Linked DNA regions of Homo sapiens: regions 1 and 2 are each linked to region 3. A link is a loop called in an ENCODE intact Hi-C map of the cell type or tissue named here. Cell type or tissue: B cell. All regions are shown on one strand. Links, peaks and the distances in the headings refer to the core of each region. The heading gives the core; the rest is flanking DNA. Region 1 has its middle 79 kb from the start of MAP3K1. Region 2 has its middle 67 kb from the start of LINC01948. Region 3 overlaps C5orf67 (chromosome 5 putative open reading frame 67).

Evidence for each region. Peaks named below come from ENCODE experiments on the same cell type or tissue, not always from the same donor. Only the 100,000 strongest peaks of a DNase experiment are listed, where the experiment ranks them.
Region 1: a loop joins it to region 3, with 4 times the contacts of the local background. A loop is called at or near these places in 2 of 110 quality-filtered maps.
Region 2: it touches region 3 in a loop (10-fold over the local background); 2 of 110 quality-filtered maps call a loop at or near these places.

The regions. Positions count from the first base shown.
Region 1 is chr5:56,731,124-56,741,272 of GRCh38, forward strand. No RefSeq gene overlaps it. Among named protein-coding and RNA genes, the nearest start is that of MAP3K1, 79 kb to the right of the region's middle. RefSeq lists an enhancer at 5,462-5,511. In B cell, for the core only: no CTCF peak of the experiment used is centred there; DNase peaks (open chromatin) are centred at 3,218, 5,288, 5,888 and 7,078; H3K4me3 peaks cover 2,785 bases; H3K27ac peaks cover 4,776 bases.
Region 2 is chr5:56,410,012-56,420,160 of GRCh38, forward strand. No RefSeq gene overlaps it. Among named protein-coding and RNA genes, the nearest start is that of LINC01948, 67 kb to the right of the region's middle. RefSeq lists an enhancer at 5,324-5,373. In B cell, for the core only: no CTCF peak of the experiment used is centred there; DNase peaks (open chromatin) are centred at 4,260 and 5,510; H3K4me3 peaks cover 3,297 bases; H3K27ac peaks cover 5,000 bases.
Region 3 is chr5:56,584,409-56,594,557 of GRCh38, forward strand. All of the region lies in intron 1 of C5orf67 (chromosome 5 putative open reading frame 67), which reads right to left. Among named protein-coding and RNA genes, the nearest start is that of C5orf67, 17 kb to the right of the region's middle. RefSeq lists enhancers at 4,392-4,471, 4,602-4,861. In B cell, for the core only: no CTCF peak of the experiment used is centred there; DNase peaks (open chromatin) are centred at 3,633, 4,663, 5,923 and 6,353; H3K4me3 peaks cover 1,711 bases; H3K27ac peaks cover 4,444 bases.

The DNA.
Region 1 (10,149 bases), core at 3,054-8,053, 150 kb after region 3:
CAGAATCTACACATAACTCAAACAAATTTACAAGAAAAAAACAACCCCATCAAAAAGTGGGCAAAGGATATGAACAGACACTTCTCAAAAGAAGACATCTATGCAGCCAACAGACACGTGAAAAAATGCTCATCATCACTGGTCATCAGAGAAATGCAAATCAAAACCACAATGATTTTGTGATTCCATCTCACGCCAGTTAGAATGGCAATCATTAAAAAGTCAGGAAACAACGGATGTTGGAGAGGATGTGGAGAAATAGGAAGGCTTTTACACGGTTGGTGGGAGTATAAACTAGTTCAACCATTGTGGAAGACAATGTGGTGATTCCTCAAGGACCTAGAACTAGAATTACCATTTGACCCAGCAATCCCATTACTGGGTATATACCCAAAGGATTACAAATCATGCTACTATAAAGACACATGCATGCATATGTTTATTGTGGCATTATTCACAATAGCAAAGACTTGAAACCAACCCAAATGTCCATCAATGATAGACTGGATTAAGGAAATGTGGCACATATACACCATGGAATACTATGCTGCCATAAAAAAGGATGAGTTCATGTTCTTTGCAGGGACATGGATGAAACTGGAAACCATCATTCTCAGCAAACTATCACAAGGACAGAAAACCAAACACCGCATGTTCTCACTCATAAGTGGGAATTGAACAATGAGATCACTTTGACACAGTGGGTGGAACATCACACACCAGGGCCTGTTGGGCGGTGGGGGGCTGGGGGAGGGATAGCATTAGGAGAAATACCTAATGTAAATGATGAGTTGATGGGGGCAGCAAACCAACATGGCACATGTATACCTATGTATCAAACCTGCACGTTGTGCACATGTACCCTAGAACTTAAAGTATAAAAAAAAAAAAAAAACACCAGTGCCAGGGCTCCACCCTTACAGATTCTGGCTTAACTTGTCTGGAGTAGGGAGTATGTCAGGGAATGTTTTTAATGCTCTGCAGGTGATTCTTCCATCCAGCTAGGTTGAAAGCAGTGCCTCTCAAACTCTAACATGCATATGAATCCCTCCGAATCTTGCATAACATGCAGATCCTGATCTAGTAGGTCTGGGTGGAGATTTTGTGTTTTAAACTAGCTCCAGATGATACCCAAGCTGTTTGTCTGCAGGCCGTATGTCGTATGTCGAGGTATTAGAGAATGGGAAAAGTGTCAGAGCTCTCAGCAGGTGAGCCCTCCCTCACCAGGGCAGACCCCACCCACCGCAGAGCTGTGGCTCTGCCTTAGCCTTCTGTCAAGTTGAGCAGACACTTCCAGAGCTCAAAGATGGCCTTCCGAGTTAGCTATGGAAATAAGCAACAGTCCAAATAGTCCAGTAAGGCCTCAAATAAATCAGGGTGACACCAATGGGAATACAAGAGTGAGTGAATAAGAGTCAAGCAATGAAGTTTTTTTTTTTTTTAAATCAGCCTTTGTTTTGCTTTGGCTCTGTGTGTTTGTGGGGAAACTCCAGTGAGTAGAGGCTTAGCCCTGTCTTCTAGAGTAAACAAGGGCAGTGGGTGAGGAAGAGGGAGGCTGGGGAAGGAGGGCTCCGTACATGCAGAGTGGTGCAGAACACACCCCACGCTCTAAATAAAAACCTTTTCAGACCTAAGCCTTGGCCACTTCGCGATTGGACTATGAGGGCCTCCTGCAGTGACTGCCACTCTTGTTTTGTCTTCTTCAGATACTGCTTTCCTCATCTCCCTGCCCTGATCAGAGATATCCTGCAAAATGAACTCTACACTCTGTGTGGCCATCAGATCTGTGGATCTGCGTGATCCCTCAGCCTTACCTCCCAGGACCTTCTTTTTTCTCCTCCGAAGCACAGGGGTCAGCTCCTCACCAGGGCTTTCAGCCCAGCTTCCCCCTGCCTGGAATAGTCTCTCTTTCACATATCCAATTACTGAAATTCTCCCACCCTTCCAGGCCCAGCTCCAGTCCGGTCTTGTCCTTCAAGCCATTCCTGGTCCACCTGCCGCCACTCTTCCTGGGCACTTCTAGAGCATTTCCTCGTTGTCTATGGCTTTAACATGCCATGTTTCTCCCAACTTAGCACCTTTTCATGAGAATATGGTGTCTCTCCCTAATCCCATCATAAACTTCTGGTGGTAGAACTGTACCTTATACTTCCTTGTATCTCCTCTACCTAGTGTAGTTCTTTGCAAATAATAGATGCTCAGTAAGATTTGTCACATATTTATCAAAGAGCTCACCACAACTAATGAACCTGAGATTCCCATAGGAAAGAGAGGTCCTTAGGAGTTTGCACTTACAGACATGACTTCCCACCAAAAAGTCCCCACCCCCTCAATGCCTTAGGTCCCTCTCTACTCTGGGTGGGTTTTGCCCTTATGTGGCACCCGGAAGTCCCTGCTCTGGATTCCCTCAAAGCCCTGTGTTTTTGCCTCCAACAGCCCTCATGCCTAGACCATCCCTTGTGCTGAACGTGCACCTAATTCAACACCCTAGTCTTCAGACCCGTGCAATTTTCACTCCCTGTAAGGAAGTCAAAGGTCCTTCCAGAATCAGTCTGGTCTTCAGTCTGTTCCTCTGAAGAGAAAAACAATAGGGTGTGGTCAGGAGAAAAATAGAGTCCCAGCCAAACAAATGTCTCCTGGAAAAACCACTCATGCAGCTAGAACAAACAGGTATGGTCACTCCACTAGCTCTGGGCAGAACTCTGCACTGATTCAAGGCTGTTGATAGAGACATTGGAATGCTATCCAATGCCGTCTATCCAGGGACCACCATCAAACATCTCTATAGGGGAAAAACTTGTCCAAAAATAAATAAAAACGATGGAAACTTTGAATGTGATCATTAGAGTGCACCCATGGGAACTTTGAATGTGATCATTAGAGTGCACCCATGGGAATACTTTGAAAGCAGAACCTTCCTGAAGGGACCTCAGGAATGTCTTAGTGTACTGGCAGCTCCTGACAAACGGCAAAAGAGAAATGAGATGCCTTTGCCACACATTTCTGTTTCTCCCCCTGGGCTCCATGCACAAAGGCCCTGCTCCTTTCTGCCCCAGGACACGGCCAAAAATGCTGCCCTTGCTCACACATGACTTGTCTTAGCCAGGTTCTGTATTGGCTTTAGTCACTGAAGGCTGCTCTGATTCCTCCCCCACTCCCTCAAGGTCCTCATTTATTTATTAAGCTAGATTTCTCCCAGGTCCCATTCCTCTGGCATTACATGGAGGGAAGAGTGTTAAATTCAGTCAAGGTTGAGGAGGGAGGAAAAGACTTTGCAATTAAATTGCTAATTAAGGAAGTACCAACCTGAAGAAGCTAATTTGCACTGACCTATTTAAAATATCTAGCAGCAGATCATGCATGAATTGAGGTACAGCCCTTTTATGCGTCAGCCAACTGGCTTTCTTTCAGAGCAGCAGCTATCAATAATTCCATGCTGAGGACCATCTGATAGGAAATCAACCACTGGCCCCTGGAATGCCAGCATTCCCCACTGCTCTGTTTTCCCAGTTGTCAGCTCTGTTTATAAATTGTCCATTTATAGCAAATCCAGCACCTGCTATGAACACCTCATCCTGCCAAGTGTTGGAGTGCATCTCAGAAAGAGCCACTATAGACTTTTTCAGTTCCTTTTAACCTTTTCCCAACCCGGGAGTTTGAATATTTGCATAGGAATTCTGAAGGAGGACTTTTTCAGTGCAGAAAAGTCTAGATCGTCTATTAAAAGTTAGCATTTTGCTCCACTTTAAAAAGAAAGAGCAAATTATCATTCTCTTGGGAGATACAATGCTCTCTTTCTGAACAAGTCTGACATTGGGACACATTTAAAACAACCTCTGAAAAATTCAGCAGGGTCAAAATGCTCTGGAGAAGACTTAGGGGGGCTTTCTTTTGCACTCGATTATGCAGCTTTTTAGCTCACTGTCAACACTGAACAGATAATGCAGCCTGCTGCTTAAAACCGTTATGTAAAATATATTAAAAGATACCTTCCAGTGTTGGAAACCCAATATATGACCTAGTTTGAGTTTCTTCTTGCCAATCATCCATTTGCAAAGTGCCTAGATTAATCCTCAAAGTTCCTCTCCCAATATGCTTCTGTTCATTTTGTTCGTTGCAAAATAAAAATAAAATAAAATATGGCACACATGGAATATTCATGGAGTATGGGCTCATGGTTTGTAGAGGATTGTGAAGGTCAAACCAGATGCTATGGCAGACAGAAATTGGCTGAGTGGTCTTGGGAAGATGGGACAAGCCTTGATGCTTCAGTTTATACATTCCCACAGTAATCCTTCTCAAGAATAAGATTGTCACCCTTTTAAAGCCACAGAGGGAGACCCTGATTAAGACCACGTGGCAAAGGCAGCTGAGCTGGGTGGGCAGCATTCCTGATCCCTGGTTCTGCAGTCAGCCAAGTAGGCGGCCCCATATTTTTTATGAGAGGACTCAAGGGTTTAGTATTTCTTTAAAAAAAAAAAAATTAAGGTACCTGGATGAAAAAGAATCTGTGAAAGGTTATTGTTACTAATGGTCCAGTAAAGTCAGGCCATGAGATCAGAAAAAACAGAAGTGATTTAAAACATAGAATTAGAGGGCACGAAATGAAACACCCTACAAACGCTTCGCTTTGGGCAGTGTGTTTTCCTCTGCTAGGGCCTGGGTCCTTAGCATTCCAGTCTGGGGTGGCTTGTAGCTTTGTGGTGCAGTTTGTATAGATTAAGCTAATTTTGGAGGACACAGGCATCAATTATTTCTTTCCAAAATAGAATTGTGCTTAATCAATTACATGTCACTCCAATGCAAATCTTCCTTGCTTACTTTTTGGTCATTCGATGGCCATCTGTTTTACCAACCTGGATTCTTTCACTCATCACACAAGTCAGGCCCCATTACTTGAGATGATCTCTGAGATGCCCCTGCTGGAGAAAGGCATGTGCAAATTAAGAGACTACAAATCAGTTTGAAAACTCAACGACTCCTTCCCATAAATCTGTGTCCTTAATATTAAAAATCATTTGGAGGTGCTGAAAAGAAAGAGAACTGATAGCTACAGAAAACAACAGCCCTACTCACTTCAGGGCACAGATTAGTAGTCAAGAGGGGTTATGCAGATCTAAATCCATATTCTGCTACCAAAAATAGAAAAGAGGAAATCTTTGAAGCCAAAGAAGGCCTAAGAATAACTGTCAGCAAAGAGCTAGAGCCACATGGACAGGAAGCAACGCTCAAGTGGCAGTTCTGTGCTGCCTTTTTCTTCCTCCCCAGTAGCTTTTCACATTCATTCTGTTTAAAAGATAGCTTTCAAAGGCTTCCTTCAACTTGAACACGTACGCCTGCACAGCCGGCCTTTCCACAGCAGCCTGGGGGCCGGCATTGAGCATCGCTTCCACACAGTCCTTGGGTTTAGTGTTATTTCCCCCCACGGATCATTTCAATCTGTTTAAAGCTGAACAGTGAACTCTTCATAGACCACATTGCACAGAGAACCCTCAATAGGAAATGATCAGCTGAGCAAACATTCATTTCTTGTTTTGCTTTTAATAATTTTGTTTCAACCCAACCTAGTCTTCATCCTTTTTTCAATACTCAGGAAACTGCAACAAACCAATAAAGTTTATTTTATCTCATGTGCCTTAAATGACACTATAAAAACATGCATTTGGATATGTCCTATAAAAGATATTCAAGTTAGGAGAGGTTCTTTGGAAACACAAGGGTGAGAGACCTTTGGAATGGCCCATGGGGTGGCTAGAGAGGGGCAGAGGGCAAGAAGGGTTACAGGAAGGGGACCAGTTGATGGGTGGTGATGAGGCGATTTGAAGTCCAAATAATGGAAAAGTGGAGGTGAAGGATAAAGGAATAAGAAAGACATTGAGGAAGACAGGGCAGGGCCTCTTCCAGCCCATACAGCACCTTCGTACAAGTTAGAAAAAGGCACCACTTCCTCTGAGCACACACAAACCCATGCAAGAGTGCATGGCTAGATGTCAGCCTGTGCTCTTCCCTTCAGCCAGGTAATCTTCCAGAAGGCACAGCTTGCATGATACCATACATGGGGGCCCAGGAAAAAATGTGGGTAAGAGATTGAAAGGCCAAAATGGGGAACTTTAGAAGTACTGGAAGGAAAAAAAAAAAGTCATGGATGCTTCTGGTAGCATACAGGAAATCCTGTTTGAATCATAGAGCTTTGCTGGTGGGTGAGGGGCGGGGAAGAATGGTTGGCAAAATTGGTTTCTCCAAAGTAGCTATCCCGCTGAGCAGTTTATCTTTGTCATATTTCGTAGGATGAATGTAATGTTCATTTCAAAGGAACTTTGTGTTAATCATATCAATATCTAATGAATAACTTCCAGGATTAATACAATTTATGTTTATTTGTCAGGATGAAGATCTGTGCTTAGATACAAACTGCTCTGACTCATAAGCTGAGCGTAGCTCTTAACTAAGACACAAGAACATCTGAGCTTCATATGATGAACAGTTGGGGATTCTTAACTGCTTTTATCTCAAAATTCTTGAATGTTTTACTGAAACAAACTTAAGCCAAAAGAAAAAAGATAATAAATAACCCCCATCATTGAGACAGGTTGTTCTTCCAAGGTCATAGCTTCCGTTGTACTATAAACCCTTACCAATCTATTCAGGTTAGGGCCATGATTTATATCACAGTTGGCAAAATTGATATGCAAACAATACATATATATTAAATTTGTGGCATGCAAATATTAAAACTATTTGGGGTCAAAACTTCCCCTGGCAAAACTAAAGGTGATGAAATATTAATTGCGTGTTAAGCACCTTTTATTGCATATTAAATTGGAAGTTCTCTGGTAATGGCTGAATAGAAAACCCCACTGAGTACTCTGTCTGAAGTTTATTGGGGTTTTTTGTTTGTTTAGTTTTGTTTTAACTAAATGTCCCTGCACCGGCTCTGCCAGTGGCTGTCATTATTAACCACGCTCTTGCTCAGGGTGTGGGCCTTCATTCCATCACTGTTTACGTGACAATTTACAGATTTTACAGTTCCTCAACAACTGTGATATGGACCGTTTCATTAAATTCTCAGAACAGCCCTTTGAAGTAACTATGGTTTTGTCATCATCCTATGGTAGATGAGGAAATTGAGAATTTAGACAAGCTCAGAGACTCGTCTGAGACTATCCAAGCAGTGAGTGATAGAATGAGAACTTCATCCCAGGCCTTCTGGCTCAAATCAGTGATCTTGCTAATATAACAGCCCTCTGGTTTAAACTAAGACGTCTACTCAGAGCCTTTTGCATCAAAGACAGGTTTGTCTACTTCTGGGATGACAAGTATTCAACCTGACTGGTGGGAGGGTGAGCAATGACCTATTCTGACAACCTCAATGACTTAGATTTTGAATATCTAGTTTACCACTCTAAAGATTTTGTTCTATAAAACTATACTCTCTGTTGCAATTGACCCAGAGCATAACAGTCATCTTAAAAATTTGATCAAGTCCATGGAATTATAAAAGCCAATACCAATATTATCAAAAATCATATTTTATTTAAATTATAGATTCGGGGGTTCCATGTACAGGTTTGTTACATAGGTGTATTGCATAGTTCTGGGGTTGGGTTCTGGTGAACCCAAGTAGTAAACCTAGTACCAAATAGGTAGTTTTTCCAGCCCTTCTCCCCTTCCTCCCTCTCCCCTTTTGGAGTCCCCAGTGTCTATTGTTTACCTCTTTATGTCCATGTGCACCCATTGTTTAGCTCCCACTTATTAGTGAGAACACATAGTACTTGGTTTTCTATTTCTGCATTAATTCACTTAGGATAATGTCCTCCAGTTGTACCTATGTTGCTGCAAAGGACATGATTTCATTCTTTTTATGGCTGCATAGTATTCCATGGTGTATATATACCACATTTTTTTCTCTTTTTTTTCTTTTTGAGAGCGAGTCTTGCTCTGTCACCCAGGCTGGAGTGCAGTGGCACGATCTCGGCTACTGCAACCTCAGCCTCCTGGGTTCAAGCAATTTTCCTGCCTCAGCCTCCTGAGTAGCTGGGATTATAGGTGCCCACCACCATGCCTGGCTAATTTTTGTATTTTAGAAGAGACGGGGTTTTACCATGTTGGGCAGGCTGGTCTCAAACTCCTGACCTCAGTGATCTGTCTGCCTCAGCCTCCTGAAGTACTGGGATTACAGGCATGAGCCACCACGCTTGGTCTATGTACCACATTTTTTAAATCCAATCCACCACTGGTGAACACTTACATTGATTCCAAGCCTTTGATATTTTGAATAGTGCTTTGATAAACATAACAGTGCAGGTGTCTTTTTGATGAAATGATTTCTTTTCCTTTGGCTAGGTACCTAGTAATGGGATTGCTGAGTTGAATTACTATTCAGTTCTATTTTCAGTTCTTTCAGAAATCTCCATACTATTTTCCATAGGAGTGGAGCTAATTTACATTCTCATCAACAGTGTATAAGTGTTCCCTAAAAATTATGTTTTAAATAGAACAGGTTTTTTGTGGTTTTATTTTGGTTGTCTTTGGCTGATTTAGGAATGTTAGAAAGTGTGATGTTCATTTTAACGTGAAAACACTTAAGTTTAAAGCAGATCTTGCAGACTACTTACGGTCTAGGCCAGTTCTAAAGGTGCGTCTATAGTTGATCAGTTCTTATTTGTTTGAGCACCAGCATCTAGGTGAAAGGACAGCCTAGTGTGTTGGCTCCCCTTCTAGATCAATAACTTGGGTGTTAGAGGCTAAGAATAAGGTCCTTCTTCATGCAGTGCTCTGCCACATATGTTTTTGGAGAAATAAGACATTAACTGATTTCAGTTAATAACAGCCTCTGGGATATCTGCTTCTCTAACAACCTATCTCTCTCAATCCTAATTCAGATTCCCAATTAAAAATGAAAAACTATTTTTAAAAATTAAAAATACCTTTCTATTTGTCATTGCAGGTGCCTGGAACCAATTTGGCTCCAGAATGTAATAGTTTCACTGACAAAACAATTTGAGAATGTTTTAAGGCTAAAGCTGGCAATGATCCATTAGAAGGCCTGTTTCCTAGAAATTCAGCCATGTGATCAAATGACGACACTAGACAGTCAAACTCATTCATCATCACAATATTTTTTTACAATAAAAACAGTAGCCCTTAGAATTTATCTAGTGGAAATGAGACATATAGTGTAACCAAGTAACTAGTGATAGTTCCAATAATAAGCTCTTTGCTGCTTATACACCTCAGTCATGTTTAGGTTACACTGTTAAACATTATCATTTTCCAATCTGCTCTATGACACCAGCAATTCCACTTCTAGTTTTCTACCCTAGAAAAATGTGTGTGTGAGAGAGAGACATGCACAAAAATGTTTGTGGCCATGCTGTTTATTTTTTAAACCTTAGAAACAATTAACTTCTTAAGTAGACAACCTAACTGCCCCTCATTTTAGAAATGGATTTAAATACTGTGAATCAACGTGAAGCAGCGTATTAAAAAAAAACAACACCCCTCAGAAGTGGAGAATATTTGTAAATCATATATCTGATAAAGGATTACTATCCAGAATATATAAAGAACTACTACAGCTCAACAGCAATAAACAAACAAACAAACAAACAAACAAACAAACCAAAATAACTCCATAATTTAGAACAGGGCAAACGACTTGAATACATATCCTCCAAAGAAGATATACATATCAGCAAGAAGCACAGAAAAAGATGCTCAACATCACTGATAATTCAGGAAATACAAATCAGATACCATTTCACACCCGCTAGGTTCTGAGAGAGAAAGAACAAGATAGAGAGAGAGAAGAAAACAAATGTTGGTGACAATGTAGAAAAATTAGAGACCTTGTGAATTGCTGGTAGGAATGTAAAATGGTGCCCCACTATGGAAGACAGTATGATGGTTCCTCAAAAAGTTACGCATATAATTGCTGTATGATTGTGCAATTCCATTTCTAGGTTTATACCCAAAAATTGAAATCAAGGACTCGAACAGATATTTGTACACCAGCATTCATAACAACATTATTGACGACAGCCAAAGTGTGAAGACAACACAAATGCCTATCAATGGATGAATGGATAAACAAAATGTGGTATATGCATGCATGCTTTAGAATTTTATTCAGTCTTTAAAAGGAAGGAA
Region 2 (10,149 bases), core at 3,248-8,247, 170 kb before region 3:
GACATGTCATAAAAATTAGTTTGGGCACTAATCTAAGGAAGCTTTGTGCTGAGTCGAGGGACTGCGAGGTCCCGGTTGGTGTCCTTCTCTTTGCCAAAGAGCTGGACCAGATGAGAAGTGCCCAGTTTGAAAAGACAGAAAATGCCTCCACTTCCTGTTTCCCTTCACCCTGAACCCCTTGTGATGCTGTCCTTGGGATGAGGGGAGACCCTTACCCACTCCCCCAAGTCTTCTTCTCTGGGTAGCTGGTTCCTCTGTCACCCAAGAGGGCTAAAACGATGGACAGAAATATATCATATTGCTGTTTTTTTTTTTTTTGGTGGAGATTTGTTGGTTTTTAACTGCAAGATTATATTACTAACTCATGTTGGCTTGTTTGTTTAAAAAGGACAAACAAACTCATTCCTATGAGAAAGATTTTTCTAGTGTATGTTTCCCCTCTCATCTCTATAAAAATAGTTGTTCCCAAAACATATTTTTTTAAACTACTGAGAACAATAAAGCATCTAGATTTTCATTTTGTTATAGTATAATGGCCCAGGTGACTTTTCCCCTCAGACCTACTGTCCTGACCTGTTTGCTTCCTCAGTTTACACCACACTCTCTCCTTACTTCCTGACCCTTTAATTATATCCTCCTTTTAGCCCCCGTCTCATGACTACAGAGGGACTTGGGGAGATGGGCAGTCGGTGCTTGGCCAGAGGCAGAACTGAACCTGGCTTGCAGGTGGGTGCCCGCTCGCCTCCCAGCTTGCTGAGCATGGTGGGAAATGTGAGGAGGCCTGGAACCTGGCCTTGACTTCAAGGATCCTGAAACTTGGGTTAGGAAATGGTTTGTGCACACGTGAAGTTTCCCAACCATACATGACAGAATATGAGTGCTATAGAGGACACCAGCATAACAAGGGCATGCCATTGCCTGCCCGACTCCACATACTGTGTCTGGCAATCTTGTTGCCACTATTTCTCCATGTTTGGATCACATGTATTCAGTTTTTAGTGATTTTTAATTGAGGACCTACCTATGTACCCTATATTGTTCCAGGGGTCATGGGATGCATTTTATTGGCGACACCTTACCATTCAGCCTGCCTGGAAGTGTGCACAGGGCTGACTTCAACCAATTAAAATGTCAACTTTATAGAAATGAGCTTAAAGGATCAGGAGAAGTCCTCTTTACATCACTAAGTAACTGAATAATGTGCTTCCTCTGTGCCATTTTAAAAAATCATCATGCCTTCAATCCTAACATTGGAACTGTATTTTCAGACAGTCACGTGGACATTTTTACGCTTGCTGATTTTTATCTAATTTTAAATGATTTTGAAATATTTCCTCGGAGTATAGGTTCTTTCCTAGAAGTTTATAAGTGTGAGTTCTACGGTAAAATTGAGGGGAAAAAACCCATCATTTTAATTTAAAAAAACCAAACCTACAGATTTTTTGTTTTTTTTTAAAAGCATTTTCCTTGCATGAATTAGGAACATTTCAGACTCAATTATTTCTACTTTTTAAAAATTTTAAACTGATTTTTGGAATAAAGGGAACTAATCAGTGTTTTAGCCACATCTTTGCTTCAAGGCAATATAATTAATCAGATTGCTATTTTAAGTCAGCCTGGGTGCTGCGTTGCCAGCTTTATAGTTTGAGGGGCTTAGGAAATATTTTCTAAGGACTTTGTACATACATAATAATGTCAGACCAAAAGAAAAAAATCAATGCATGGGTTAAAAACCGCATATTTATCCCATTTTATATGGTGAAATTTGTCTATTATATCATTTAACAGAAAACCATGAAGCCTCTCACACTATTTTGGAGAGTATAGCATTGACTAAAGCGAGGTTGAAATGAATTAAAACTGAGAGACAGAGAGAGAGAGATTTAAAAATATTTTATTCATTAATTCATTCACTCACTTATTTGCTTATTCATTAAACATGACTAAGGGCTCATTAACACATTAGTAGGTGCTATAAAGCAGAGTATGACATTTCTCTCAAGCTCTTGAGATCCCTTTTAAGCTACCCTTCCTCCTTTCTCACATTCTGGCTGACTCTCCTTCTAGGATAAGTGGATCTCTACTGCAACTCTGCACAGCCACGCCTAACCTCCTCCAGACACTCTCTACCTCTATGCCTTTGCTTCATTATTTTTCTGCTCACTTGTCCAAACCTCATCCTTCTTTTCCTAATAGCTCAACTCAGGCCTAGCTTCAAAAAAATAAGCAATTTGTATTGAGCTCCAATATAGAGCTATGAGGGTTCTTATATATAAAGAAGTACAAGATGCAACCAGGACTGTACAAACCCTGCTATCCTGCTTAGGAGTTGTGAGCCATGCTTCAAGCTTAGAGGATGTTGGCAACATATGGCATGTGTGTAATACCAGACAACTGATTCCTACCATGAGTGCTATAGGAGGTTGTGGGATGGAAAACCACTGGAAGCTTCTTAGGAAACTGAGATTTAAAATTTGAAAATAAGATCTGGGTGGCTGTGAAAAAGGGACAAGACATTCCCAGTGGGTATGAAAAGCTACCAACTCCAAGAAGGCCCAACCCAGTGGGTACCAATTACTTGCCCCCTAATGCACACATCTTGAGTTTAAACTTTGTCTCACAAGCTTAACTTGTATGCAGGCTCTTTAGCAGTGGCTTAAAAAAACAAAGGTGGGGCAGTGTTTCTGGTTTTTCTATTTTTCTCCATCCTATTTTATTTTAAGCTCCTCATAAAGAGACTCATATCTGATCTCTAGTTCAAGTTGTCCGGGTGTGCCCTGCCTCGTAGACAGACTGTGAAAGAATTAGCAGATTATAAGAATTTAAGCCCTTGTGGATATATCTGTGACAATGAGGCCAGGTGCTGGTGTGAACTGAAAAAGAAAGAGATGAGAGAGACCTGTCACTGGGCTTTGTCCACAAAAAGTGTGCGAAAAAATACGAAATCATTAAGTATTGATTTATACTGGTTATACTGCAGTATGAATGCAACCATAAAATCCAGGGGAACAGTGAAACAAAGCCAAAATATGAGTGAGGATAAGCATGGTAATTCAGAGGAAGTAGGCTGCTTGGGTCCCCGGTGGTGGGGAAATGAGTGGATGGGAGAAGCACTGGGTTGAGGAGGGTGCTGGGTGAGGCTGGGGCTTCTCTGGCTGCAAATGACGTGAGCACTGTCATGTCAGGAGACCTGAGACAGCAGCAAACTGTGAGAGGGGCTGGGCTCAGCTTGCTGTTTAGTTTCACATCCGCTGACTTTAAGTATTAATATCTGCATTTAGGCAGTAACTGTGAAGTAAGGGAATTCTTGATCAAGCTTTCCTATTTATGTTGTCCTTATCCCGACTCTCTCCCGTGACAATACAAATGCCAGCTAAGCCAGATTAATAAAGATGGGAACACTGGACTCTTCCTGGAGAATTCTGGGTTTTTCTGCATGTTTTTCTAAGATCCATTAAGAAGAGTTATCCAAATCTTGAAAATAAAGAAAAAAGATGAATGCATACCTTTTAATCTGCTTGCCCAAAAGTCATCTGATATTCTAGGGGGAGGTAACATTGTGTGTCTTACTAATTAGGACCCAGACTCTGTAAAGTTTGATGTTATCCCATAGAAAATGTTACATTGCTAAAGACATCTGTCCAGAAAAAAAAAGGGTAACCCCGATGGTTATGGCTTTATTGCCCTGTAGGACATTAACCAGTTTGGTGTCTAACTTTGCACTCTTATTTCAGAATTACTTCCAATGACTATCCACGTGATGGTTGTCATACTCTTCTTTATTCCAGCTTTGTCATTCTGCTTCTTCTCTCGTTGAGTTAAATAAATCTTTGACATCTGCTCACTATATGTTTTATGAGAGTTAAGTTTTTAACTTAAAAATAATTATACTTTGACAAATCTTAGAAGTCGACTTGGTGTAATAGGTTTAATTTGCTGATTAACAAAGATGGCTTATGATGTATCTTTGTTAATATTAAGAACCTGAAAATCTTGCAATTAGCATTCATAATTTTATACAGTGTATTTTATACACTTCTCTGCATAAGAACACTGATAAGAAATAACTAAGAGGAACCGGCATTTTGTAAACCATTGAGTGAGTTTTGAATAAGGTTAGCGACAGAACCAAATAATTTTTTAATTTGCAAGAAATGTTCTGCTACTCTGCAGAACTGTTCTTCCCTGCACCCATCTAATTGTGAAATTCTTGCAAGGCTTCAAGTCAGGAAGCATTTCAAATAGAAAGAGGAACTTTAAAAAATGTGCCCCTGGGGAAAGATTTTCCCCCTTCTCCTCCCCGAAAAGGACTCATAATTCATTTCAGCTGCTTTGTATTTTCATGGCATCATTTTTTTAAATAGCAATAGAAAATTGAGACTTTATGGGAGAGGCATCAAATATAGGGCTAAATGTTATTTTGTCTTGGTAAGGCCTAGCACAGGATTTTATTAGCTGCTGATATTTTGTGGGAATCCTGAAATATCTAAATTAATTGTCTTCTTTAAACATTTTTTTTTTTTTCTGAGACAGGGTCTTGCTCTGTCTTCCAAGCTGGAGTGCAGTGGTGTGATCATGGCTTACTGCAGCTTTGACCTCCTAGGCTCAGATGATCCTCTGGCCTCAGTCTCCTGAGTAGCTGGGACCAGAGGCATGCACCATTACACTCAGCTACATTTTAAAATATTTTTTGTAGAAACATGTTTTTGCTATGTTGCCCAGGCTGATTTTGAACTCCTGAGCTAAAGCAATCCTACCACCTAGGATTTTCAAAGTGCTGGGATTACAGGCATGAGCCACTATGCCACCGCGCCAGTACATGGATCTCTGTACTTGCCTGGGCAAGGGGGTGAGAATCTGTCTCTACAAAAAAAGTTTTTAAAAATTAGCTGGATGCAGTAGCACACACCTGTAGTTCCAACTACTCAGGAGGCTGAGGAAGGAGGATCCCTACAGCCCAGGAGCTCGAGGCTACAGTGAGCTATGATTATGCCACTGCACTCTAGCCTGAGCCACAGAGCAAGACCCTGTTTCTAAAAAAAAAAAAAAGATATTGGGGTCAACCATCACTCCTAGTCTCTCCATGCATGAGAAACTTCACCTCTAATATAACTCCTTATAGTAGGTTCTCCGACACAAAGTAGTTCTTCAGTAAAGAAAGCCAGTTGCCTTTGCCCCGTGGCTGTCTCACTATGGACCTTTGCCGCCTGTGCTATCCGAAATCCTCTGATGCTCTTTAGTCACTCTGGTTTAGCCTCCTGCTATTAAGGCTGACTGTCCCCAAACCCACAGTAATGAAATATTGGTCATTAATATATTGTTAAGTCGTGGCAGCCCCTGCATCAATATTAAATAATTATGGTGTGCTTGAGTGCTTACCATGTCCTAGGTCGCTGACAGGGTATGATCGACCAATAAGACTGAGACAGGAACTACAGCCATCACCCCATTTCCCATGACAAACAGCAGGGCTCTGAGACTGATGAAACTTGCCCCCAGGAGAAAAGAGGAAGCAGCAATTGGGCCACGCCTCTCTACAGAGTTCTTCCAGTTGTTGACTCTAAACTTCTCACCCCCAAGAAAGTTTCACAGAGAAGTAGATTGCACAGTCTTAACACCAGCCTGAGCCTTGGGTCCAGCTTCTTATCTGCAGTCCAGTCTACTTCTCAGGAATGTCTTTCTAGGCCATTGTTTACATTATTTCAAAACCAAGGAGCTATGAAATTTCTGAGAGTCCTAAGCCTGGAACCTAAAGATTGCAATTCAAGGCCAGAATTTGCCTTGTTGTCACTGTCAACTCACTCTTCTCTTTATTATCTGCTAGCTTTGAGGGCTTTTGAATTCTTAAGACACATCTTAACTCTTTTCTTGGAGCTTTTAACATTTTCAGATTTTTAAAAATAGTTTTGTTCTTTCTTTGTCCTTAGATATCTAGTAATGCTTTCTCAGACTCGGTCAAGTTAACTCTTCTGGGATTTCATTGTTTTAACTGGCACACTGTGGGAGGTCAGTGTGTGTGTGTGTGTGTGTGTGTGTGTGTGTGTGTGTGTGTGTATGTATAAAACAGACATCAAAGGTTTCAGGAATTATTGGTCCTGTCAAAATTCTGAGTAGCTCAGCTCATATTTACTCATGCACCTTACTCTTCCAGCTCGTCTGCACTTCTTCCTTCTGGTTCTTATGTTGGCAGGTGTATTAGTAAGGGTTCCCTGGAGGGACATAACTAATAGGATATTATATATATAAAGGGGAGTTTATTAAGTATTAACTAACATGATCATAAGGTCCCACAATAGGCTATTTGCAAGCTTGAGGAGCAAGGAGGGCCAGTCCCAGTCTCAAAACTGAAGAACTTGGAGTCCAGTGTTTGATGGCAGGAAGCATCCAGCACGGGAGAAAGATGTAGGCTGGGAGGCTAGGCCAGTCTTGCCTTTTCACGTTTTTCTGTCTGCTTAGCCAGACAGAAAATTAGCCAGCAGCTGATTAGATTGTGACCACCAGATTAAGGGTGGGTCTGCCTTCCCCAGTCCACTGACTCAAATGTTAATCTCCTTTGGCAACACCCTCGTAGACACACCCAGGATCAATACTTTGCATTCTTCAATCCAATCAAGTTGACATTCAGTATTAACCATCACAGCAGGGCAAGAGAACACACAACATGATATTATCACAATATTTTTACCACAGCAAACTTAAGGTACCCCATCCACACAGATGCCTGTCAAAATAAAACAGAAAAGGGAATAGGAAGCAGGGGATGAGGAGTTAATTTCTTTTAGACTTGCTGCTTGAACTTATTCAGACTCCTCTTAGATCTGGAGCTGACATTTTTGTGACATTCTTTTCTCATAGACCATTTTTTCTACTGAGAGCTGACTTGGAGTCAAGAAAGGAAGAACAAACTAGTACTTAAATGAAATAGGATACATTTGAATAGGTCTTTTAATTTTTCCAAGTATTTAATCTCTGTTAGCTATATTCTTGTGGCGTCCATATGAAGAGATAAGTAGCAAATTTTAAAGAATTTCTACTGAAGTTAGAAAACTGAGTTCATCTAATCTTTTTATGCATCTCTATAATTTAGGAGATTGATGCTCAGAAATGATTATAATTGTTCTAGTGGAGGTGCCAGCTACTGTGCCCATAGAAGGATCTATCTGTAACTAAATTCCTTGGTATGGCCACGAATGGTAAATCTCACCTTTCTTGAGGCCCCTCTTAGCATCAGTTTCCCTGAGCTTCCCTGCCTTTCTCACCTTTCTTCCTTTGTCAAAATAAGATGATATTTTTCTAGATCCATTTATTCATCCAACTAAATATCTCCTCTGAGATGCCTATGTAACCTGTACAACAAAAAGAGCATATTGAATGAGCCCGATGAATGAGGCATCTGAAATCCTACAATTAAAAAAAAAAAGGAAGAAAAAATTAGAAGTATCTTTCCTAAAAGAAAGTCAGACATAAAAGTTGTGGTTTTTTGTTTTGTTTTTTGTTGTTGTTGTTGTTGTTTGTTTGTTTAACCTGTCCTGAAATGTTGGCAAGGTCCTATATCATAAAGTCTCTGCTTGATACATAAAATGTTTGGAGCAATCGGAATTGGTTTCGATTTTTCTCAGGGGATTATGACCCCAAGAAAGTAGGAAAACCTCTGCTGTGTATATTTACTCTCGATGAAACTCCATTTCCATATCCTGTCTTCCTATGCCCTATTCCATCTCAGTTTATTATTCAAATTCTGCCTGCTTTCATTCATTCAACAAAAATTGTTGAGTGGATATTACATGCTAGAAAGTGTTTGATATGTTCCCAACCATCTGAGCTGGCCATTCTTCCACTGGGTAAGAGGAACTCAGGAGTCTGAAACCCCTTGGAGGTAAAATTAAGGAAAAAAGATCAGAAAATACGTTTTTGAATAATAAAGTTGTTTTTTTTTTTACAAATGTTTTGTGGTTGTTTCAAAATGTCTTCATATTTACTTAGCATTTTCATAGATTACAAAGGAACTTCATAAATACTCTAACTACAACGTCCACTCCTAGGGTGTGGATAGTTTCAGTAGCCTTCCTCACTATGAGCTTGAGTGTAGAGACTGTGTTTTATTATGTTTATGTCTCTAGAATTTGGCCCGGGGTCAAGTAGGGATTAGGCTCTCACTAAGTAATTTTTAAATGAACGTCTTCATATTACATGTATATAAGTTATTTCCTATGCTGGTTTGTAATTGGAGGCTCTTTGCACTATCTCCTTTCCAGGTGCACAGCATTGTTCTCATCAGACAATGCATTTGGCTGAATTTTACCCAGGAAAAATGTTAGGTTGAACTTAGAGGACAATCTGGGACAGTACCAGACATCCTAGTCATGTCATCAGTCCTTGAAGCCATAGTTGAAAACTTTATAAAATGAGAAGTTTGGTAAAGACACAAAGTTGTTAGGTGGAGAAAACTGGAGAACTGAAATAATTTCATATTAGGGATGGTAGTTTCATGATGACAATGATTAAGTTTCAGAGATATTAAGGCAACAGTAAGATTGCAAACAAAAGCAGTAAGATGGCATCTGAAGCAAGAAGTTCACCAAGATGACTTGTTTAATTTTCCCCTTTCATAGGGTACTTGGGAGTTTATTTCTTCTATATTATGTCTTCAAACTTCTGGTTAAAAACACTAAACTATCTGATGAGCAGAATATAAGAAATGATAGGAATAATGATCTGGCATTTGGTTTCTAGAAGAAAACGAGACAATAAGCTTAAATGGTGCCTGTATTAGAAACAAGGGCAATAAGAATTTCGAGAGTGTTAAGGTCTTAATTCTGACCTTGTGATAAGACTATTTCTTGCTATTTATTTCTCCCCATCAGAAATCTATAATTTTCTATTTTTCAATTGTCATATCTATGAAAACATCCTTAGCAGGTAACCTAAGACTTAGAGGTTGAAAATGTGAGATTAATATTGGCAGAAAATGTTAGAAGACAACTTTGGCTACCTGGAACCCAGACTTTTTTTTCTGTGAGATCTTGGAAAAGTCACTGATATGGTTTAGCTCTGTGTCCCCACCCAAATCTCATGTTGAATTGTGATTCTTGGCATTGGAGGTGGGGCCTGGTGAGAGGTGATTGGATCATGGGGGCGGTGTCCAATGGTTTAGCACCATTGCCCTAGTGCTGAGATACAGCTCTCATGAGATCTGGTTGTTTGAAAGTGTGTAGCACCTCCCCTGTCATTCTGTCTCCTGTTGGCCATGTGAAGATGTACTTGTTTCCTCTTTGCCTTCACCATGATTGTAAGTTTCCTGAGGCCTCTCAAGAAGCAGAAGCCTGTACAGCCTGTGGAGTCATGAGCCGATTAAACCTTTTTTTTTTTTAATAAATTGCCCAGTCTCAGGTAGTTCTTTATAGCAGTGTGAGAATAGACTTACACAGTCACCTAGCCTCGCTGAACCTCAGTTTTCTAACTTCATTAGAAATCCTTTTAGATTGGCCCGCTTATCTCTTTATACAGATGCTGTAGGAATAGAATTAGCAGGATAAAATACCTAGAAAAATTAAGAGACTTATTCAAATGTATGCTATTTTATTTAAGTACTAGTTTATTTTTCCTTTCTTGACCCCAACTCAGCTCTGAGTAGAAAAAGTGACCAGGAATGTCAAAAAATTCAGCTCCAGATCTAAGAGGAGTCTAAGTAAGTTCAAGCAGCAGGTCTAAAAGAAATAAACCACTCACCCCCTGCTTCCTATTCTCTTTTCTGTTTGATTTTCATAAGCATCTTTGTGGATGGGTTAACCTTAAGTGTGTGCTGTGGTAAAAATGTTGTGATAATATCATGTTCTGTGTTCTCTTGTCCTGCCAACATGAGAATCAGAAGGAGGAAGTGCAGATGAGCTGGAAGAGTGAGCTGCATCAGTAAATATGAGCTGAGCTATTCAGAATTTTGACAGGCCCCAATAATTTCTGAAACTGTGCACGCACATGCACACACACACACACCCCTACGATGACCTTCTACCTATGTGCCAGACACTTTTCTAAGAATTGATGTTACACAATGATGAAAAATACATATTCCCTGCTTTCAAGAAGCTTGCATTCTAATGAGTGAAGAATAAAATAGTGAATTCATAACATAAATTAAATTCAAATAAT
Region 3 (10,149 bases), core at 2,065-7,064:
CTTCAGATAATATTTGAGCTTTGAGGCCTGTGCACTGTGCAATGAATGAATGATATAGTTGCACAGAATGTTCACCTAAATATCTTCACTACAAGCCAAAGTAAATGTGAATCACCTACCACTACTCGCATATGTGAATGGATAAAATTAGAAAGACTGACCACACCAAGTGCTGATAAGGATGTGGAGGAACTGGAACTCTTATAAGCCACTGATGGAAACACCAGATGATGTGACTACTTTGGAAAATTGTTTGACAGTTTCCTTAAAAGTTACACATACAGCTACCATCTGAGCTAGCCATTCTATCCCTAAGTACTTACCCAAGAAAAAAGGGAAAATGGCCAGGTGCAGTGGCTCACGCCTGTAATCCCAGCACTTTGGGAGGCCAAGGCAGATGGATCATGAGGTCAGGAGTTCGAGACCAACCTGACCAACATGGAGAAACCCCATCTCTACTAAAAATACAAAAATTAGCTGGATGTGATGGCATGCACCTGTAATCCCAGCTACTAGGGAGGCTGAGGCAGGAGAATCACTTGAACCTGGGAGGCAGAGGTCACATTGAGCCAAGATTGTGCCACTGCACTCCAGCCTGGGCGACAGAGCCAGACTCTGCCTCAAAAAAAAAAAAAAAAAAAAAAAAAGAAAGAAAGAAAAAGAAAAAAGGGAAAATGTATCTATACCAGACTTGTACACAAACAGTAGCAGCTTTATTTGCAATAGCAATCCATACATCCATCAACAGGTGAATGAATAAACAAATCGTGATATGTACATACAATGGGACAACAGTAAAAAGAAATTAACTATTGATACATGTAACATCAATGCTTGAGTGGTTCTTATGCCTCAAGAACTTTACACTGTTTCATTTAAGTCCCATGTCCGCCCTATAAGGTAAATACTATTGTTCCCTCTTTGTAGACTTGAGAAAACTGAAGGTTAGAGAAGGTCAGCAATTTGTCTGGGGTTACCAGCTGATGAGTGGATGAGACACAGACCAAGTCAGTCTGACACAGTATTCACACACACTGTGTAGCAGGGAGCAGGACTGCTTTGATCGCCTTGGACCTAAGAACCCCTTCAAGGTGAGGTAGTACCATGCAGGAGATGACCTCCAACAACCAGAAGGGGCTCAGGGATGGTGCAGAGAAGGCAACTTTGAAAGAGGAAGACATTTTTTCTTTCTTTGGATAATGCCCAGATGACTCACCCTTTCTCCTCTCTCAGCTCCAAATCTTCATGTCTTAATCTTGATGTGTCAGATCTGGGGACCTATTGGAGTGCTCCCCAGAGAGGTTGTCCTTCTGTCTCAAAGCACAGGTTAGGACAAGCAGCAGCTCTATTTGGGCATCTATTCCTGAAGCGAGCTGCAATTTGATATTCTTTTACTGTTTACTTCTGCTTTAATTACAGGGTGGGGGAAAGAGCTCCTAAAATTTGCCAAAAACTTTGGTGATTTTTAAAAAGTCCTTCTTTACTTTCCAATTATTCAACTCTGCTGGGAAAGGCAATAGGAACGCTTTTGGAACTGAGTTTGCTGCTGAGTTGCCAGGGTTTCGAGATCTCTGCAAAGGTCATTGTTTTTTGTAAAGGTCATTGTCTTTTCATGAAAACCCCGGCAAAGCATGCCAACGCAGGAAAGCCACCAGCTTGCCAAATGTCCGGTGTCCCAGTCACCTGCTCTTCCTGCCCTAGGAAGGATGTGAGATGATCTCTGGAGTAAAGACATCAGATGGGGTTTGTTCCTTTCTTGCTCTTAAATCAGCTGCAAAATGCAAGAACAAAGCACACACAGGATGATTCCCTGAGCCCTGTGCCGCCTCCTCGTTAAAGGCCAGCAGCTGCTGGGTGTTGCACAGAGCGAGATAAGCAATACGACATTTGTAGCCGTTCACATCCTGAACGTAGAGCATTGTGTTCTCAACGGAATTTCTGAGGCTTCAAGCCCTGAAGAATACCCAACAAGTGAAAATACAGAGAAAGGGTGTGCTCTGCTCAGGGGTCCTGGGTGGGGTGGGGGATACACAGCAGGAAGGGCAGGCAGAATCCAGCAACCAAGTCACGAGTCGCTAGCTCTTCAGAAAAGTGGCTCTGCTGACAAGAGAATTAGGGCAGGATGATTTTGGCAAGCCCCGTGTTGTGTTAGCTGCGCAAACTTTTTCTGTTCTCTTATGCAGCCTCTTAACAACTGGGTGGGGGCATCTTTTCACATTTCATGGAGAGGCTGATTCTTGTCAGATGTTTAGCAAAGGGCTTCCACATTAGGTTTATCAAGCACACACAATTCCAGATGCAACGCGGAGTCCATTTAGTTTGAGAAGATTAAAATGTGCCGTTTCCTGCCATTGGCAGCATTTTCATTTTTCCTCTTTCCTTACAGTTTTCTCACATTACTTGAAGTGATTCTTACCCTTATCTTTACACTGTGTTTTAAAGAAAATTATGGGGGAGAGGAGAAAAGACCCAGAGTGTCACCGGGAGCACCTGACAGGAAGCCGCTAAACTGTGTGAGCACCTCCTGATTGGAGATATTCTCCTCCCCGTTGGATGCCTCTGATTTACCTCTCTATGGACAGATACTAATTTCAAACCCATGGCCATAAGATTATTTCAATGACTTCCCTTCCATCTTCCTGCCTCCTCCAATAGCCTCGATGTCCTTATTCCTCCCCCCAACAAGCCTACCTCAGTCACCCACCATCAACAAACACAAATGCAGCTCTCCACAGGTCTCTCACAAAGAGTCTACACAGATCCCACACCAACCAACTCCTACACCCAAGCCAATGCCCCAAGAATGTTATCATCATCTGAGAGAAGGGCTAGGACAGGCCACCCAAATACAGTAGTGACTGTACTGTACTGACAGAAGCAACTCAGGATATATGTGTTTGTGTGTGTGTGTGTGTATCTATATATATATATATATCTCCATATGTTCTCTTCGAAGGAGATATCCCTAGAGAAATATATGTGTATAACTAAATATATGAACACTTTCACTTAATGTAGATTTAAATATATGTAGATACATGTATATATATTCTTTCCCCTATCCCATCCATTCATTCATTTATTCAACTTAAATTCATTTAGTGTTTACTGTATGCCAAGCACTGTTCTAGGCAGTGAAGACTCAACAGGAAGAAAGAGCCAGGTGAAGACTGGCTAGGCAGTGAAGACTCAACAGGAAGAAACCGCATTTCCTGCACTTTGATAGGAAATGTTGGTAATCCTACATTTGGTAGAGTAAGACAAAAATAAACACATAAATGTATATTTCAGGTTATGATAGGGGATATGAAGAAAAAGCAAGCAGGGAGGTAGGAAGTGATGGGGATTGAGGGTGATGTTTTAGATGGGTGGTCAGGGAGGCCCTTGCTCAGAAGGGGAAGGCTGAGTGGAAAGCTGAAGGAAGCGAGCATGAGCCATAAGGACATCAGAGTGGACACCCAGGGAGAGGAAAAAGCACGTGCAAATGTCCTGTTTGGGAGCATGCTTCTTACTTTGAAGAAGCAGCAAAGAGGCCAGGAGTAGAAAGAGTAAAGGGAAGCGGTGGGAAATGAGGTAATAGAAGCGGGGCCCAGAATGAGAAAGGCAGACTCTGGCAAGCTCTGAACAGAGGAGAGGCACCATCTGATGACTACTGGCATAGCAGGATGCCTGCTGAGTAGGAAGAGTTTGAGCAGTCAGGGACAGAAGCAGGGAGCCTAGTTTGGAGGCAGCTGCAGTAATCCAGGTAAGAGGTGATGGAGCTGGGATAAGGTAGCAGTGAGAGAGGTGGGAGTGGAGAGTTTCTGGATATACTGAGAAGAGAGAGCTTCAGGAAGTGCTGATGGACTGGGCTTGCGGGATGGCCTTGGTCCTGAAACTCCTGGCAAGGGAATAGGCCCAGCTGTCAGCTTAGAGAGTGCAAATGCATCAGAAATCAAGGCCTCTTGAATTCTGGCTCTTACGCAAGAGGCAAAGACCCCATTTATTTAGCACCTACTATGTGTCAGGTGCTGCCTTAGGTATTTTCACAGAAACTTCTTCCTCACAAATCTTTGAGATGGGTTTGACTACTTCCACTTCATGGGTAAGGAAACCAGAATCTCAAAGAAGTTCAATCAGTCAGGGACGGAGATCTGAACCTGTGTCTACCAGTCCCCAGGGCTGTTAATCAGAGACCTTTACAGAGGGAGAGCCTAGCAGAGTGGCTTGGGGGTCGGGGGTCGCTGCAAGCTCAGCAAAGGGAGGCACCAGAATAAGGGAACCCTCACACCCTCCCAGGCAGCCACAGCTTCGCACCAGAGCTCCAGGGTGGAGCTGCAAGTCACGGGTCTGACCTAGCACCAAGCTTCCTCAATAGGATCCAGGATGTAGCTGCTGGGGCTGCAGCCACCGGAAGCAGGAAAACCAACTAGGGACAGGCAGGAGATCCAGTTGACCCATCCAAGCCCCAGGCCCGGCTTTCCTGCGTGAGAGGGAGGGTGCCACCAGGTGCTGCCCACAGCCCCTGTAGTCAACGCCCTTCAAATTTAGTTTCCACATTTCAGCCTCCACACACCAAAACTTTCAGCTAGCCATCCTGGGAGGAGCCCCTAGGTCGCTGCCTCTGGGCTGGCTGGGGCCGATTGGAGGAAATGGGCCTGCACTCAACACTTGTGCACCTGCACTGGGCGTTGTGTATTTCTCCTCTGGTTGCCAGAGCAACAGAAACAACAGTGGCTGCTGAAACCCCCTTAACACCACAGCCCAGGCTGACCCTGACCAATGGCAGCCAGACCTTGCATCTTGGCCTCTTCCCTTTCCTCTCACCCCCCTGAAAGTATCTCCTCTGAAACCAAAAACTTAACCGGCCTCTTTCACTGAGCTGAAATGGTTCTCAGAGCTTGCCCAACTCTGAGCTCTTCCTGACACGCCTGGGTTTCTGACTGTCAGCACCCCAGGGAGAGGGTGGGACGCCCAGATCCAGGCATGGAGCAGAATGTCGCCTAGGGAGAGCGCCGGGAGCCTCCTCCTCAGAACCACTGCGGAAGCTACTTTACTGCAAACAACCTAAGTAAAGTGGGCAGCTTCCCAAGGTGTGGCCCCAGCTGCTGACCCCAGAGTTTGTACTCAAACACCCGTGGGCCTGGCTACTGCCCTTATTGACAAATCCAATCTCATCAGATGCTCTGGGGCTGTAGGTCTTCATTCCATGTCAGGAATGCCCCGCTTTGAGAGGACTTGTGATTGTGGTAATTTATGACACCAGCTGCTGTGAAAATGACTGGGGAATGGGCAAATTGCCCTGCCTGTAAACTCACAAATGGACATCCAGGACCAGAGATGCCCTCGCTCGGAAGCAAGCACCCATATCGCCCTGCCTCAAACTGTGGGGTGCTGGGCTAGCTCACGTTTCATCTCTCAGGTTGCTGTTCAAGTTGCAACCAGAGAATTCCATGTGCTCAGCTGGGAAACAGGACACCAGGGTCCTTCCCTCCATTCTGTGAGTATCCACCACAGGAGGGTGAGGGAAGAGGGCACCTCTATGCTGTTTTTTTAGTTATTTCCACAACCCCACAAGTTAAATATAGCATTTTCCACATGTGTACAACTGAGAAAATCAAAGTTCAGTGAGGTTAAGTGACTTGTCTGAGATTGCACAGTGAGCAAGTAGCAGGACCAGGATTTGAATCCAGATTTCCTATCTCACATTATACTGTAGAGGCATATTTAAAGTCTTTAATAAAGGGCTCAGTTCCTTGATTATCCCACACAATAAACAAAATCATAGGTACTCTATTAGTTTGCCAGGGCTGCCATAACACAGTATCACAGTCTGGGAGGCTAGCAACAGGAGTTTATTGTCTCACGATTCTGGAGGCTAGAAGGCCAAGATCAAGGAGTGGGCTACTTCTGAGGCCTCTCTCCTTGGCTTGTAGGTGGCCATCGCCTCCTCCCTGGGTCTCCACATGCTCTTCCCTCTGTACATGTCTATGTCCTACTCTCTTCTTATGAAGACACCAGTCACGTTGGTAATCCTAGCGGGATAATTCCAGTGACCCCATTTAACAATAATTACCTCTTTAAAGACTCTCTTCAAATGCAGTCACATTCTGCGGTATCAGAGATTAGGATACATGAATTTGGAGGGGGAAGATACAATTCACTCCATAACAGGTACCAAGCCCTGTCTTTTCAATGCTTGTTTTAGCTCCTCAATAATAAAATATAACAACAATATTCTAAATATAAATAAATATGGTAGGCATTCAAATGATCATGAAAAAAGAAGGCTTTTACTAAAAGTTAATTGTCTTTCTTTTTTTTTTTTTTTTTTTGAGACACTGTCTTGCTCTGTTGCCCAGGCTGAAGCGCAGTGGTGTGAAGCTCAGTGGTGTGATCTCAGCTCACTGCAACCTCTGCCTCCCAGGCTCCAGGAATCCTCCCACTTCAGCCTCCTGAGTAGCTGGGACTGTAAGTGCATACTACCATGCTCAATTAATTTTGCTAATTTTTGTATTTGTTGTAGAGATGGGGTTTCATCATGTTGCCCAGGCTGGTCTCGAACTCCTGGGCTCAAGCAATCCTCCTGCTTCAGCCTCCCAAATTGCTGAGACTACAGGCTTGAGCCACTGTACCTGGCCAAGAAATTGATTTTCAGCTGCCATTCTGTTAGCAATTTTTTTCCGAAAGCATTTCCTATGTACAAAACACTTTGATCATTACAATGCCATATGGTACATAGCGCCTCTACTCATTAAACTTTCACTAGAGCTGAGAAGATAAGAAGACATAGACCCAAATAACAACCATACAAAGCAGACATGCTCTATGCCCCAAGAATGGTGCCCTGTAGAGTACCAGGAAGTCCACAGGATGAGACATCACTTCTATTTGGGATAATCAAGGAAGACTTCCTGGAGGCGGTGACTTTAAAGCTTGACCTTAATGTCACATGGGATTTTAATCGACAAAAATCGGCGATGTTGGCTTTTCAAACCATACATTTGGACCTTATATTTGGATTTTTACCCCTAAAATTTCTATATAAAAATAGGAATAATATTTACAACATCATCCTGCTACACATACCTTGATGAGGAGCATCTCCAAGGAGACCAAGAAAGAAAAAGGGCAGTGTCCAGAGAAATAGAACCCAGCAGTCTGGTGCACCTGAGTCTCTCTTAAGCCCATATAAAATAGATGACAGGCTTCCATGTGTGCTGCGCCCCTCTTCCCTCACTGGTAACCACATGCCTGCAGCAGCCAGCAAAAAGTCTGACACTGTTGTGAGGCTGTCGTCAGCCCAATTTCTCGTTTGTTTGTTTGTTTGTTTTGACAGAGTCTTGCTCTGCCACCCAGGCTGGAGTGCAGTGGCAGGATCTCAGCTCACTGCACTCTTTGCCTCCTGGGTTCAAGCAAGTCTCCTGCCTCAGCCTCCAAGTAGCTGGGATTACAGAAGCACACCATCACACCTGGCTAATTTTTGTATTTTTAGTAGAGACGGGGTTTCTCCATGTTGGCCAGGCTGGTCTCAAATTCCTGACCTCAGGTGATCCACTCACCTTGGCCTTCCAAAGTGCTGGGATTACAGGTGTGAGCCACCACACCCGGCCGATTTCTCATTCTTTATTCAGAAATCAGGAGGGGGCTCGTTTCCCAAGATAGGATAAGACGTTGGGCAGACAGGTGGCTCCAGAAACATTTTACCCAAGAACTAGGTTTATCCTCCATCTTCTGTGACTTTGGAACTCTTAGCCTTTTCCTTTCATTACTCTTCTGTATCTGTCTTTAATAGAGCAGAGACCATTTAAATCACAAGGCCAGCTTGCTGTACTTGGGGGAGTTCTCAGGGTACAAACCAAGCATGGGGTATGTCTGATTTTGTACTTAGTTCTCCCTGCTAGGAAAGCTCTTCTGTCTCCCATCCAAAGTAGTTTTCTCTTAGCCCTCAAAACTCAGCTCAAAGAGCACCCCTTCAGAGAAACCAATTCCTTTCACAGACACTCATATCTAGGGCAGGTTTCTCTACTATATTGTCCCATTATTCCTCTCCTTCACAGTTTGTAGCAACATATTAGTTTGTATCTCCTGCAGCAGATCTTAACTTCCACAAAGGCATGTATGGGCCACGATTATCCTCATGTCTGACACATGGAAGGTGCCCCCACATGTGGACCAAACCACTGGGAGGCAGCCTGATGTACCAGTAATTGGAGTCAGACAGACCTTAGTTGGAATGCCAGCTCCAACACCTACTATTTGGACAATTGATTACAATTCCTGTATCTCAGCCTCCCCTATTACAAAATGAGGATAATCATGTTTATTTCACAAGATTGTTATGAGAAACATATAGATAAGAACATCTAGCTGGCATTTTGTGAGTGCTCATGCAGTAATATTAATTGCTTTACTTCTTTTATTACCCGAACAGGCTCACCATGGTTCTCAGGGAAGCTTGACTCTCAGGCCACTCAGACCTTCCTTCATAAATCCCAAAGTCTGCCCTAGAATTTTAACTCAAGATTGAAAATGCTTTCTGGAGCTCTCTGAAGCTGAATTGGGAGGTTTCATTATCCACTGTGTCTGTAAGTGTTCTAAGCTGCAAGAAATGGGAACGAACTCCTTCGTCTAAGATGAAAAGGAAGTCCTCAAAAGTAAATAGGCTGCTCGGAGTTTCTAGAATGATGCAGAACCAGGTGCAAGGGCTCTCCCTCAAGAACAATACCCCACATCAGGCCACAGAGCTGGGCCACGAAAGATGCTGCTGCAGTTGACACCAGGCACAGGCCAGCTCCAAGTACTGTGTGTGGTTGGCCCTGGATGCTGGATGCTGGCTATGGAACCACAGTCCTTGTTGCCTCTGGGAACTAAGCATAGAGTCACTGCTGTCTTGCCCTCATCAGAATGGAGGTCTGTCCATAGTGCCTCTTTTAGCGCTGCTTCAAAGTCTAGGAAAGGGGCCATGCACAGTGGCTCACGCCTGTAATCCCAGTACTTTGGGAGGCCGAGGTGGGCAGATCACCTGAGGTTGGGAGATTGAGATCATCCTGGCCAACAGGGAGAAACCCCGTCTCTACTAAAAATACAAAAAATTAGCTGGGCGTGGTGGCGCATGCCTGTAATCCCAGCTACGTGGGAGGCTGAGGCATGAGAATCGCTTGAATTCAGGAGGTGGAGATTGCGGTGAGCCAAGATCACACCATTGCACTCCAGCCTGGGCAACAAGAGTGAAATTCCGTCTCAAAATTAATTAATTAATTAATTAAATTAAATAAAAAGCATTTTAAAAGTCTAGGAAAGGCAATTCTGACTGGTGGAACCCAGGTTAACGTGCCCATAAATTCGCTGCAAAGCAGGCTGAGGAAACACAGGTCTGCCACATTCAGCTTTTCTATGAGAGAAGCCTCTGCCTTATCAGCTCAGGAATTCCTCCCCAAAAGGAAAGGGGTTCAGTCACTGGACATCTAAAACACTGACAACTGCCTGCCATCCCCTGGAATGGACTCGGCTCCTATTTCCCGAGTCTTTCCTCACTCTACCCGTGCTAGCCTCATTGACTAAGTCCTTAATTGACCACTCTCCACATACAAGCATGCTCTAGGTGACTCCTCCCTGCCCCATATCCCTGTTCAAATATTTTCATTTTCTTTACTCTTTTTTCATCCATTTGTATCAGTTTTCTTCCTCCAAAGTCATATGTGCCCAGGATTCTACATGCATGTAACTCCACAGTCAGTCCATTTCACAGCTCAACTCTTATTTCTAAAGTTCAATTTATTTCAGAATTACCCTTAACCTATTTAGAATGGGAGCAAATTCACATTTACACAATATTTTAGGGAAGAGTTCCTTCTCTCATGTGCCCACCCATGTCAATGTCTGAAACAGCCAGCCTCAGTGAACATTATGCTCTTAAGATGGTCTTCAAAAAGTACTATTCTTTGGTCAAATGAATTTAAGAGAAGTTTCCCTGTGAGAGTTACAATGCACATTAGGTAATTAAAGGTCTGGAAAGTCATGAAATACAGAAGCCTATTTAACTTTTAAACCCAACACTTCCAAAGCGTATTTGACTACAAACCATCCCCACATTTTTTGTTGTTGTCTTTATAACACTTTTTTACATCCAAAGCATGCTGCAATAAAGCTTCTTAAGATACTTTATTC